Linked DNA regions of Mus musculus: all the other regions are linked to region 3. A link is a contact called in ENCODE POLR2A ChIA-PET data. All regions are on one chromosome and are shown on one strand. The core of a region is the stretch at or near the end of the contact, and the rest is flanking DNA. Distances in the headings are between cores, read along the strand shown. Region 1 holds the start of 2510003B16Rik (RIKEN cDNA 2510003B16 gene). Region 2 overlaps Pik3r3 (phosphoinositide-3-kinase regulatory subunit 3). Region 3 holds the start of Pik3r3 (phosphoinositide-3-kinase regulatory subunit 3).

Evidence for each region. ChIA-PET counts read pairs that join two places held with the same protein, here RNA polymerase II (POLR2A).
Region 1: POLR2A ChIA-PET joins it to region 3 with 32 read pairs in embryonic stem cell. The contact joins the promoter of 2510003B16Rik here to the promoter of Pik3r3 in region 3. POLR2A ChIA-PET finds 5 or more read pairs at or near these places in 3 of 5 experiments (Patski and embryonic stem cell).
Region 2: POLR2A ChIA-PET joins it to region 3 with 25 read pairs in Patski. The contact joins the enhancer-like site here to the promoter of Pik3r3 in region 3. POLR2A ChIA-PET finds 5 or more read pairs at or near these places in 2 of 5 experiments (Patski and embryonic stem cell).

The regions. Positions count from the first base shown.
Region 1 is chr4:116,120,614-116,125,262 of GRCm38, forward strand. It overlaps 2510003B16Rik (RIKEN cDNA 2510003B16 gene), which reads left to right and starts at 3,227. Exons shown (of 3, transcript NR_131048.1): 1 at 3,227-3,503. It overlaps Rad54l (RAD54 like (S. cerevisiae)), which reads right to left and starts at 3,076. Exons shown (of 18, transcript NM_009015.3): 1 at 2,449-3,076; 2 at 2,283-2,369. The coding sequence starts at 2,451.
Region 2 is chr4:116,298,242-116,302,572 of GRCm38, forward strand. It overlaps Pik3r3 (phosphoinositide-3-kinase regulatory subunit 3), which reads left to right. Exons shown (of 10, transcript NM_181585.6): 10 at 1,393-4,331. The coding sequence ends at 1,591. Among named protein-coding and RNA genes, the nearest start is that of Pik3r3, 79 kb to the left of the region's middle. Within about 2 kb of position 2,755, at least 1 of the 3 ENCODE cell types and tissues checked has a DNase peak (open chromatin) inside an H3K27ac peak, as active enhancers do.
Region 3 is chr4:116,220,228-116,224,525 of GRCm38, forward strand. It overlaps Pik3r3 (phosphoinositide-3-kinase regulatory subunit 3), which reads left to right and starts at 1,381. Exons shown (of 10, transcript NM_181585.6): 1 at 1,381-2,186. The coding sequence starts at 2,081.

The sequences.
Region 1 (4,649 bases), core at 1,977-4,476, 98 kb before region 3:
TCAGGGTTGGTCCACCTGTGCCTTCACAATCAGGGCCAGCTCCCCTGTGTTGCCCAGGTGAAGTGCATGGCCCACTCTTCCAAGTGCTGCAGCCAATGACAGGCAGGGATACCTCTCCAGCTTTTCTCATGACCCCAGGGTCAGCTCTCAGTACTGAATCACCCCTTCACCCATGCCAGCTCATGCCAGAGGAGTGATGGGGCCAGCTCTCCCACTCATCCTAGGAGCTGGCTTACCTGAGCCTCCTCAACCAGAGCCAGCTGTACTGTGCTGTCTGTGGGAGGTAGAGCCTGCTCTCCTGAGTACTACAGCCATTGAGGGGCAGGGACAGCTCTCAGGTGGCCAGGGAACAGAGGGCCGCTCCCAGTTCCCAGGGCTGGCACATTTTTTGGTCATGCCCCCTAGTACTGATTCTTCTAGGGGTCCTGAGTTCAAATCCCAGCAACCACTTGGTGGCTCACAAACATCTGTAATGGGATCTGATGCCCTCTTCTGGTGTGTCTGAAGACAACTACAGTGTACCATATACAAAAAATATATAATTCTTTAAAAAAAAATGGTCCTGTCTCAAAACAACAACAAAGAAAAACCAACAAACTAAACAAACAAACCCATACTTTTAGGAGCAACCATCCAAACAAAGCTACAATCATGACTCACCCACCTGCAGAAAAGCTGCCCCACGTTCAACTCTGAGATGTTTGTAAATGGTGACAGGGAGCCATTGTTCCTGCCTCACAGATAAAAACTCCCTGCAAAGCAGCAATGCTAAAGAGCCCCACCCCAGGCCAAGCATGCTGGATTGGTCTGAAGGTAGAAGATGGCGGAAGCTCACAGTTTAAAACTACTGTTAACTATAGCATGAGTTTGAGGCTAGCCTAAGCTACATGAGAGAAGCTGTCTCAAAAGGCGGGGGAGAGGAGGATGCTGTGAACCAGCTAAGCAGAATGGATGCTTGCCTCAGAACCAGACAGCCTGAGCTAGGTACCCAAACCCAGTGCCATGACATATGCATACTCCCTACAAAATAAGTTTTAAAAAGAGTGAACACCAAGCCATCAGAGCACACTTGTAACAACTTGTCAAGCTATCTGAATTTCCTGAAACAGTTATCAGGCCCTTCTCTTCACAGGCCGATACTCATATACAGACACCAACAAGAAGTACCTTCTAAGGACAGAAAAAGTGGCACATGCCATTAATCCTTCCACTCATCAGGCAGAGGCAAGTGGATCTCTGTCTGGTCTACACAGTGAGTTCCAAGTCAGTCAGAGAGCTACATAACAGAATTCATGTCTCAAAATAGACCAAAAAAAAACACCCAGCCAGGCATGGTGGCAAATGAATCCCTGATCTTGGAAACCAGAGGCAGGTCTCTAAATTCTGAGGTTAGCCTGATCTCTATAGAGCAAGTTTCAGGGGCAGCCAGGGATATCAGAGAAACTCTAAAGCTCTCATATGCCAAAATCCTACTTTTTTTTTTTAAACGCAGATTTTCATGTATTCCAGGCTGGCCTGAATATACTATGTAGTTAGGGAAGCACACAGAATATATTAGTACACCACCACCCCCACTTTTGGCAGGCCTGGAACCCAACATTACCATTCCTTGGTTTTGATATTCTCCTCCCACCAAGAAAACTGAAACTGTATTAATTTCTAGTGAACCTACCTGGAGGATAACAATTTTTTTAAGATTTATTTATTTATTATATGTAAGTACACTGTAGCTGTCTTCAGACACTCCAGAAGAGGGCATCAGATCTCATTACAGATGGTTGTGAGCCACCATGTGGTTGCTGGGATTTGAACTCAGGACCTTTGTAAGAGCAGTCAGTGCTCTTAACCACTGAGTCATCTCTCCAGCCCCAAGGATAACAATTTTATTAATCTTCTCCAATGCTTAGTATACTGTAAATTTTCATTAAAATTTACTTACGCGGGGCAGTAGTGGCAAACACCTTCACTTTCAACACTGGGTAGCAGAGGCAAGGGAACCTCTGTGTGAGTTCAAGGCCAGCCTGGTCTACAAACAGAGTTCCAGAACAGCCAGGGCTACACAGAGAAACACTGTTTCAAAAAAAAAACCTTAAGTGCCAGGTGTGCCTGGCACATGCCTACGACCACACACTGCATTTGGGAGACAGACCATAGTCTACAGACCTGGTGAGAAGCTCATCTCAAAAAAAAAAAAAAAAAAAAAAAAAGCTTCAAAAATGTATGAAAGGTACTTTCTCAAGATGACTATGAACCTCATTTTCCTTATTCCCCTAAACACTCACTACTGTCCCAGGCTGCCAGTCTTCATCATCTGATGATCTGTCTTCTGGTTTCCTCCTAGCCAACTGGCTGGGAGCTAAGCTCCTCCTCTGCAAGGGAGAACAGAAAGTGAGTTCCTGCAGTGATCCTGCAGCCAGGCCCCTTAAGTCAGCTTAAGGTCACACTTACCATCCTGGCCCCAGAAGCATCAAATGTCAAGTGCCCATCAGCGAAGTTAAAAGCACTCAGCAACAGAGAATGCAGGACCAGGGGATGCTATAAAAGGAAGTTGCTATATCATTGAAAATATTGTCTTAAGAGTCGGTATGAGGGGAGGGGATGCAATCAGAGGATGAGGCTTGGGTCCAAACCAGGAATGTCGGTCCCCAAGTTCCTCAAGGTCAAAATATCCAAAGCCAAGTCCAAGCGGAGCTGGGTCTAAATCTAGGATGGGAAAGAAGACAGATTGAAGTTGCAGATGAGCAAAGTGGAGTTGGAATAACGTCCCTAGCTGGGCTGCTTCCCTGAGAGTAACACCTACGAAAAAGTACAGTCTTAAGTACGAAGGCGAGACGCCTGAATTCTTAGGAGAGGGATAGAATTTACCAGAGCTGGACCGACATCAAACCTCAGTGTGAGGAAGGCAAGCAGAGACCTAGGAACGCCTTGTGGGAAGTTAAACAGGAACCCAGGAAGGACCAGTTAAAAATCCAGGTTGGGAGGAGGAGAATCTTAGAAGCTGAAGAGAGGCAAAGAGCGACTCCGGTATCTTTCCCCTTATTCTTCCTCTTCCCAAAGCGCGCGTTAAGAGCCTCCAGGCAGTGTCAATCGAACCTCCCGCCACTCTGCCACCACAGTCCCCTATTGGCTGCGTTCAGTGAACTTGACGCTCGACGATCCGGCCTAAAGGAAGGGGCGGGCCTAGGGCTGAGGCTAATAAGGGTCTTGGATTTCCGCCCAGAGGCTCAACAGACCACTAGGAGCTGTGGCTTATCCTGGTGGCAGCAACAGGCAGGTGCCAGAATTCTTACTTGCCAACGGTCCCTCTTCCTGGCTCCTGCCTTTGGCCGAAGCAGCTGAACCAAATAGATGTTTTGCACCGAAGTACTGTGCGGAGGAGTTGCTACTGGAATAGATTTCAAAAGGCAGCACATTTTTGGGAATTTGATTCAGGCTCTTTATTGTGCCAGACCTGGAGCAGAAATCTGAGCTGGAAGCAGGCAAGGCCAGTGGCCAGTCAAAAGGTGAGCGGAGGTGTTGGTGCTGCACTGCCAATTGGTCTGAGATGTCTTGAAATAAGCTAGCTGTCTTTTCCTGGGGCATAGTCACCCATTCTCTAAAAATCCGTTTTTCCTTTAAGTGATATTATTATAGTACCTCTCCTAAGGGATTATTCACAGGGTCTAATTAAAGTGAACAAAGTAGCTGCGCCTGGTAGCGCAGGCCTTTAATTATAGTACTCACTAGGCATAGGCAAGCAGATCTCTGTGAGACTAGCCTGGTCTTCATAATGAGTTCCAGGACAGCGACAGCTCTGTAGAAAGACCCTCCAAGAACGGGAAAAAAAAAAAGTGTTCAAAGTATTTAACATAGCCCCCATGTATTACCTAAGTGCTCACTAATCAAAATAGCATGCCCATTACACTTAATCACTATCTACTTAAAAGGATCTCCTTAGCTATTATAAATCATTTACTATCCTCAGATAAGGTTTATTGTCCCCATTTTGTCGTGTGTGTGTGTGTGTGTGTGTGTGTGTGTGTGTGTGTGTGTGGTGTCTTGGGGGCACTAGGAATATAGCATAGTGGTAGAACTTCGTGAGGCGGTCACTGCTGAGGTTTGTTGTTATTTGAGACAAGGTCTTGCTGTGTAACCCGGTTATCTTTAAACTTATGACCCTCTGTCATCCCCAGCCCGCCTAGCAGAAATGAGGATATACTAAAGAGATACTTATGTCCTTTCCTTGGCTTTTGGGAACAATGAACCGAAGAAATTTTAATTTCCATAGGAATATCTTGCTGGGAGACAAGAAGGCTGTGAGCAACTTAATGAAAAACAAAATCACATACACAAAAAGAACAGTTAACTTCTTTGCCATGACTATGAGGTCAGCCTGGGCTGTATAGTCAAAATCTGTCTCAAAATGGGGGGTATAAGGGATGTGTGGATGTGGATAAAAGCATGTGTCACCTAAGCCTGAGGACATGAGTTCAGTGCCCACAGCCCACACCAAGGTGAAAGGAGAGAACTGATCCACAAACTTGACCTCTGACCTCCATATGTACAGCATGGCACATGCGCACCCTCATACAAACATCATGTACATACACGCTCTAATAACAGAGAAATATTCTTTAAAGGAAAGAAACTCTACCTAGCCCTAGAAAATA
Region 2 (4,331 bases), core at 1,505-4,004, 79 kb after region 3:
ACCTTGTGTTAATATCTAGTACAGTGAAGATGACCACATGTTAATATCTAGCGCAGTGAAGATGACCTCGTGTTAATATCTAGTGCAGTGAAGATGACCACATGTTAATATCTAGTGCAGTGAAGATGACCACATGTTAATATCTAGCGCAGTGAAGATGACCTCGTGTTAATATCTAGTGCAGTGAAGATGACCTCGTGTTAATATCTAGTGCAGTGAAGATGACCACATGTTAATATCTAGTGCAGTGAAGATGACCACGTGTTAATATCTAGTGCAGTGAAGATGACCACGTGTTAATATCTAGTGCAGTGAAGATGACCTCGTGTTAATATCTAGTGCAGTGAAGATGACCTCGTGTTAATATCTAGTGCAGTGAAGATGACCTCGTGTTAATATCTAGTGCAGTGAAGATGACCTTGTGTTAATATCTAGTGCAGTGAAGATGACCTTGTGTTAATATCTAGTGCAGTGAAGATGACCTCGTGCTAATATCTAGCGCAGTGATTTGTGCTCTCTCCTAGTGCTTCACCTTGTGGTGACCTCCAAACAGAAAATTATCTTCATTGCTACTTCATAACAGTAACTTTGCCACTGTTATGATTGTAATGTAAATCTCTGTATTTTCTGATGGTCTTAAGTGATCCCCTGTGAAAAGGTCATTTGACCCCCAAAGGGGTTGCGACCCATAGGTTAAGAACTCCCAAGGCAGTTTTCCTGTCACGGTCACACCTACTCAGTTCCTTGAAATGTAATAAACTTGATTTTCTTTCCACCAAAACATCTTCATAAAGTTGATCTACATAGTTATTATGATCCTAACAAAACCCACAGCCCTGGGCTGGAGAGATGGCTCAGTGGTTAAGAGTGCCGACTGCTCTTCCAAAGGTCCTGAGTTCAAATCCCAGAAACCACATGGTGGCTCACAACCATCTGTAATGAGATCTGATGCCCTCTTCTTGTGTGTCTGAAGACAGCTACAGTGTACTTACATATAATAAATAAATAAATCTTAAAAAAAAAAAACAGCCCACAGCCCTAGCTGAATATTTGCAGAAATTAAAAAAAAGTTTCTAAAATTCCTCTGAAATGCACAGGACCCAAAACAACCCAAAGCACTGCCACCTGACATCAGCACTCATGATTGTAAGCTACAACAATCAACAAAGGAGGAGTTAACAAATGGACATGTATGTGGAGTGACAGGAATTGAGGGCTGAGAGAGTAGGCCTACATGGGTGGTGGTTGTACATACCTGAAGTCAAGCCTTTAAGAGGCACAGTTGTGTTTGATTGACAGGATGCTTCTGCCTGGATCCTATGTATAACAATTGCTCTGGACTTCCTCTGTTTCCTGGACATGCCTTAAGTATTTTCCTGTGTTGTCTCTCAGTGCAGACGGGGAAGTGAAGCACTGTGTCATCTACAGCACGGCTCGAGGATATGGCTTTGCAGAACCCTACAACCTGTACAGCTCACTGAAGGAGCTGGTGCTCCATTACCAGCAGACATCCCTGGTTCAGCACAACGACTCCCTCAACGTCAGGCTCGCCTACCCTGTCCATGCACAGATGCCTACGCTCTGCAGATAAGCAGAGTGGAAGAGACACGCTCTCTAGCCGTTTTTTTCCTATGGTTTTTATTAGACTACGATGAGGGCATTCTTTCAACGTAGACTGCTTGTTTTGCACAAGTGATTCTGTGAATGTGAAATGGAGAGGCCAAGCAGTAGCTTGGATTTAGAAATGAGGGGCCCAGGGTCTCTGGCCTCGGCTGTGCTGCTGCACTGATGGACTAAGCTGGAAGCAGATATTGGTTTCATGGGGTTTGGGTTTGTTGTCAGGCACCTTTAAAAGAACAGCTAAGGCTTGTTGTGGGTTGGGGTGGGGGTTTTATTTGGAAGTTTCTGAAGAGTCCACATCCCTTTGTCCTCAACCCTAAGAATGCAGCAGGTCACAGTTCTGCTGGGAGTTGTTTTGATTTGATAGTCTCTTCCCCTTTCCCCCAAATAAAGAGCCGATTTTGGCTCTGTGGTAAAGTGGGATTTGGTTTGGAGGGAAAAACAACCAAAGGAAAATAGGGAGGTATGGGATTACATTTTCAGAATCTAAACCAAGGAGGCAAAAGACCCCTTCAGTTGATGTTACTTCAATTTTATCAACATAATCTAGGCTTCAGCATCTTCACCAACTCCTCCCTCTAAAGCACTGTGTTCAAAAACCAACAAAGCAGCATCGCCAGACCAAGGTCTAAGGGGAGGACAGTAGTAGCTGAATGTACACTTCTGTACCAAAACTTGAAAGACTAGAAATGTGAGTTTCAACAAACACTAAAATTGGTCAGTGTATTTCCTTTTGCCCTGGCCTTGTTTCTCAGATGAGGAATAGAATTATTTTGTGGAAATAGTAAGCTTTGAGTCATAATGAAGTTGGTGCTTGTGTGGTGTTTCTTTAAAGAAATGTTTGAAACCCTTGTAAGTTGTTTTATGAGTAAAGAAACAGTGCAATCCAGTGCTTTTAGATGGCTTGATATACCAAATAATGATAGAGAACAACATTGTTGTGTGCTTCCTCAAGTTTAAAAGCCTTGCCAAAACTATACAAGGATTAATTTGCCTTCATCTCCCCTTCCTTTTTTGGATAGGGTTTAGGGAGCCATAGGTAGCTAAAGGAGGACTCGAGTTTGTGGTCAGAGACCTCAGTAAATCACAGGCACATGAGGCCTGGTATCCATGGTGAAGGGTCCATCACATGACATGTTATTCAATACTGTGGTTGAAGCGTTTGCCAGAAGAGGGGATGACGTGGAGTTCAGACTATCTGGGGAAATAATCCACAGGCTTTCCTGCTTGCCCTTTTTGTGAGCCTGCTGTTAAGGCAGTGCACACAGCCTGCTCTCATGCTTCCGTGGCTGTGGTTTAAGCCTTCAGCTAAGTGAAGTTAGATAGAGGAGAGGGCAGCCATCTATTTATGGATTCACACTCATTTAAGAGTTCAGCTGCTTCAGAGTCAGTTCTGGAGCCATAACAGGCTCAGTATGACTCAGCTGCTTGAGCCCAGTAATGTGCAGTCAGGCAGTTTAGACAAGCAGCCTGTGCCTGGGTCATCAGGCTTACAATCAGGGAAGATGAAGTTTGGGGGCCAAAATAAAGATGAATATGACTTTCCCTGAGCACTTCCTTTGGTGACAGTGTCTAGAAGAAACCACAGTATAGAGATAGGTCAAAAGTTTTGAATAATTGTCACAGTTGATAGGGCATGCCATTGATGGCTTTTTCTTGTTCATGCTCCAGTGTGAAAGAGAGGAGATTGACCACCCTCAGCCACTCTGTAAGGCCTTTTTCAAAATTGCCAGCTTAAAATCTTGCTCAGTTTACCAAGTAATGCCAGGCTATTTGTTGATTGGAATACCTGTGACTTTGTACTGATGTTGAACTTGCTGAAGCAGTTATATGCTCAAGATTAGGTGTGAGGAATCCCTCTGATCCAGCACTAAAATTTTAGTATGTCCTGAACGCCTTTTTAAAGAAATCTCTTCCAAGTAAGTCAAAATGATAAAATATACAGCTTTAGTGTTGAATAATGTCTTTACCTTGTAGGCAGACATGGAAGATATGCAGGAGAAAGCAGCATCTACACCTGGGCTGGACAATGGAGAAAGACAGGTTTTCAGTCCTATATTCTTTCCCTTTGAGTAACCACTTTGTGGGAGCTGAGACCAGGGATCATTTAATAAATCGGAAGCTATCTTTTTATTTTTCTGCCAAGTTACTACATGATTTATCTGATCCTGAGCTGTGGAAATGGCATGAGGAGCAGTCTCCTAAGAGTGGCCCTGCTGTCTGAGGGAGTCTGGAAGCAGGTGTTGGTCTTCTTCTCAAGGCTAGCTCAAAGTTCTGTCTCATGATCTAGGCCCTGGGACTATCTCTTTTGGCATCTTAACTGTAGACTCATTGACTAAAGCAGAGGCTAGAGACAGATTAGGACCATAGGGGCAGGCAGATCAGCCAGTCCCCAGATCAGCCAGTCCCCAACAGGAAAGCAGCTTTGGGTTGGCTAGATACAGTTTTTAAAATAAAAACAAAACAAAACAAAGCTGTTTCCACCTGGCATAGTTCAGCTTAGGTAGGTTGTTTATGTTCTTGTCACTGCTCCAGCAATAGATGAAGACATCCTACAGCTCCACACTACTAAGACACAAGCTTTCTACATTTACTTCAGACTCAAGCCCGAGTGGCATCTTCCTTGTGTCCCTTCTCTGCAAGGTACCAGCTTCACCCATTCTCCAGAACTTTAAAGAAAAAATGTACTTGAACAATTTCTGATTTCTAGG
Region 3 (4,298 bases), core at 131-2,630:
GGCAGGATGGCAATTCTAGGCACAGGTTAGCTATTCAGGGTTCCCCAGCAAGTTAATTAGCTGTTTCTGAAATGCATGAAAATGTTCAGCATTTTTTCTGAAGCAAGTCTCAGAACTTTAAGCTTGGAAGGAGGGACCTGTGTGTTAGGAAGTGGGAAACAGAAAAGCGCCTTTTTGGTAGGGGAATGCAACACCTGTGACTTACCACAGAAAACACACAGACACTGTAATTTAAAAAATCTATTTAATTCTTATTTCTTTATTTTCTGATTTGAGTACTAGAACTGGAGGGCTCGATGAGATGCCTCACTCTTTGCTTGAGCGTAACTATGGGTTCTAAAGTCCTTCAGTGTGAAGCGGAGTAGCGGGGGGGGGGGGGGATGACTCCCCAAGGAACATTCAAGGTTCAGGTACCCTCAGGGAGTGTGTGTGTGGGGGGGGTGGGGTGGGGGACGATGGGGATCTTGTCTGGACAGAGAGTCCTGCAAGTGGGCTTGGCGACCTTTGCTGTATCTGATGATTTAACACCGGGGTAGGGGAGGGCGAACGCAGCAAGGTGAAGAGGTTTGTGAGGAGGAACTCTGCCCAGAGACTTCCAATGGAGCAGAAGAGTGTGCGCCCCGCCAAGTGACAGCACGCCCCGCTGCCGCCGCTCCCCTCCCCCCGCAGCTAGTCTCCAGGCAGAAGAGTCTCGCGCCAGCCCGTTCTCCCCCTCGTCACTCGTCCGGGAGGACCGAGCCACAGCGGGAAGCCCCGCCAGTCTCCGGGCAGCTTGAGCCCCCGAGCGCTCGCCCAGCCTGTCAGTAACCGCCGTTTGCGCCTTCTTTCTTTCTCCACACCCCCTCTTCTTCCTCCTCTTTTCTTTTCCCCTCTGCCTTTGTCCCGCTTAGTAACTGAGGTCCGACCAATCGCCGCCTTACCGGCCGGCGCCGGCTATCTCCTGATTGGCTCGCTTGGGGCGCGCAGCCGTCTCCGCTCCTCAGCTGGAGCAGGGCAGACAAAAGACGCAGGCTCGGGCTCCGGCAACCGGGCTCAGCCAATCACCATCCGCCCCCCACTCTTGGAGGAGCTCGCGTGCGCCCGGCTCCGACTCCTGGCGAGCGGCCAGCGCCCGGACTGTACCATTCTGAGCGAGGCTAGGGGGTAATGGCAAAGTCTGATTAAAGTGTCGAGTCTCGCAGGCTGACGGGGAGAGTTAAAAGTCGAAGCGGAGGGTGGTGGCAGTCTTCATTTCTTAGGCACTTGACAATCTTTGCAGTTAAGGTGCAAAGGAGTGGAAAGGACAGTCGAGCTACCGGCTCTTCCTCCTGTCCTGCCCGGTTGGTTGGCGCCTCAGCGGGGGTGGCAAGGGGGGAGGGCGGGGGAGGAGGTCCCCTCAGCGCAGTTAAAATGAAACTCTAGTGGTTGGAGCCAGGGCAGAGCGTGAGGGGAGCCGGCGCTGTCGTGGTTACCTTTACTACTCGGGCACAGTCGAGCTGACTGGACTCTCCAAGGGGTCGCCATCCCGAAGCTGCGGAAGCTTGGGTTCCCAGCCTGACGCGAATAGAGCCCGAGTCCCAATCCCAGAGGGAATCGCTCTCCGCAGACCAGTGGGACCCCGAAACTTGAACGCAAACCCCCTTTTCAAGCCTTTGTCACTTCCCCAGCTTTCTCCCAACGCGTTCTTTTTTCCCCCTTCCTCTCCATTCTCTCTTCTCCGAAGGACACAAAAGTGGCTTCCGCTGAAAGATTAGGAGGCGGTGGGAGCTTTTCCCTTTGGAGAGCGATTGTGTAGGAAGGATTTTCGGGAAGCTGCTTTTTAACACCACTGCTCTTTGCTTTCCGAGCTTCCCTGTAACCCTCTGAGGTAAAAACCCCGTAGCTTGAAAGTTCGGGGTATTTTGTTGGGTGCTTTAGGAGGAGAGAAGAGGAGGACCTTGTCCTCATCCTAGTAGTTTGGCTGGACTTGTACTGGCCGTTGGAAACCCCCAAGTACATTTCCGTGTGGAACTTTTGCAAATATATATTTAGATTTTAAATATCAGATAAAAGATATATATGCTTTTTATATATTTCCCGACGACCTGCCCCTGACAGCGCGATGTACAATACGGTGTGGAGTATGGACCGCGATGACGCAGACTGGAGGGAGGTGATGATGCCCTATTCGACAGAACTGATATTTTATATTGAAATGGATCCTCCAGGTATTTGAGAGCAAACTTGTTATTTTTATTATTTTTTAAAATTTTTGGATGGGTCTGATTTGTGCTTAACAAAACCCCGGTGACGTTTTCAGGCCAGAAGTATTCTTGGGTGCGCCAGGTTCGGGATGAGGGGTAGATTGCAGTTATAGCTGCAGTAAAACTGCTCTGGCTTACACCTTTAAAGTTTGCAGTTAGGACCCTGATCCCATTGTCCTGAGGGGGTGGGGGCGGGGGGACTGGAGTGGGAGGAAAGACCCGTTTTGGTTTGGCCTTTGCATGTCATTCAGGGTTTTGACGGCCCTCCACTTTTTTTTTTTTTTTTAATCAAGATTTCTGCTGGCAAGGGATGTATTATAATCCATGCTTGAAGAATTTCCCTTTGTGGCGATTCCTTAAAGCTTATACTTTAGTGCAGTTATCTGCTATGGTTCGTTGTTATTTTACCTTGGTTAACTTTAGAAACTGAGTTGCCTTTGTGATTATTCATTTTGAGACTCCGTGCTTCTCTCATAGAAACCAAATGCCGGTTAGTGATTTTCAGGGATTGTGCGTTCTTATTCATTCATGGCCTTAGTCTGAGGCTTTTTTTCTCCTATGCATATAGTTTCTTAGGTCTGCATGTAGTATTTTACTACTCGTTAATTAATTTATGGTGATTTAACTTAATTTGGGGGGTAGAATTGATATAATTTCGACTCTTAAAAATAAAGAATCTTTCTCTTTCCCGTGAATGGGATATATACATATCTGTGATAGGTTTCTATATATGTACATGTGAATTGTACATATAAATATATTTTTATTTGAGGACTTTGAGGCCACTAGAGTTATTTTGTGTTTCTCACAGTGAAGGAGAAAACAAAACAAAACAAAGTTTTTTTGTTCTTTAAAGTGTGCCTCATTTTATGGTTATTATAGCTGTCAGATATTCAAACCCTCTTTGCATTTATAGATGGTGCTTTATGTAATGATTTTAAATAAGCAGAGGGCCTTTGTGATTCTTTGTTTTTAATTGAGGATAAATTGGTTGCCTTTTAAACTGTGTTATAGTTAACCTACAGAATAAAGTGTTTCTCATTAGAGAACCTTGCTTTTTATAAGACTATATATTTTTGGAAACATTTGAAAGGAATGGAGTCCATGCAAGTATAATGGAGTATAAATGTCTTGTAGAAGGTAGTAGCAATTATTTTTGCATCCTTGTGAGTGGCAAATTATCTTCTTTAAAAATTAGTGATAGTGTTAAATGGTGCCTTAGAAAGTAATAACAGTATTGAATGACCCTTTTCGGAAATTAGAAAGTAATAACAGTATTGAATGACCCTTTTCGGAAAACTCCTAGTGACCACCAAGAGTTTTTCTCTTTTCCTTTGTCTTAGTACTGTCTCCGTTTACTTTTGTGATTGTGGTGTGATCCACACGAAGCTCTCCAGTGTTTATAAAGTTTGCGAGATTTGCCACTGTCTATTGTGTGTTTTCCCTTTGTTTCCCCCAATGGTAAAGCAGAGCCTCTGTGACATACATTTGTCATTCATGTGTTCAGAAATCCAGGACATCACTGGTCTCTCTCCTGTAAAGAGTGAATAATGCTATATATCTGATTTGTAAGAATTATATATTCACATTGCCTTAGAATCATGCTGGGTCATAGAGTATCTTGCCTTCCAGACGTACAAAGGGGATTTATTGGGCGGGGAGTTGAGTAGGGAGGAGGATAGGAAGTAAAGAAGGTACTAATGATTGGAAAATTTTAATTTTGTGAAAAATACTGGCCAAGTTGAGCTGAATATATATATATATATATATATATATATATATATATATATATATATATATTATTTGTTTATTTTTGAGGCTGAATCAAACAATATAGCTCAGGCTAGCCTGTAGCTCTCTATGGTCTAGACTGACCTCTTAAACTTGCATTCCTCCTGTCTCATCCTCTGAAGTGCTAAGATTACAGGCATGTGCCACTATTTTTGGCTCCAAAATAATTTTTCAGAAAGCTATTGTAATTATACAAAATGTGGGTTTTAGTATGCATGTTTAGAAAATTCTGATCCAAACTTTCTTTTTCACTGAAATAAACTTTTGAATTTAAGATGTTTAATG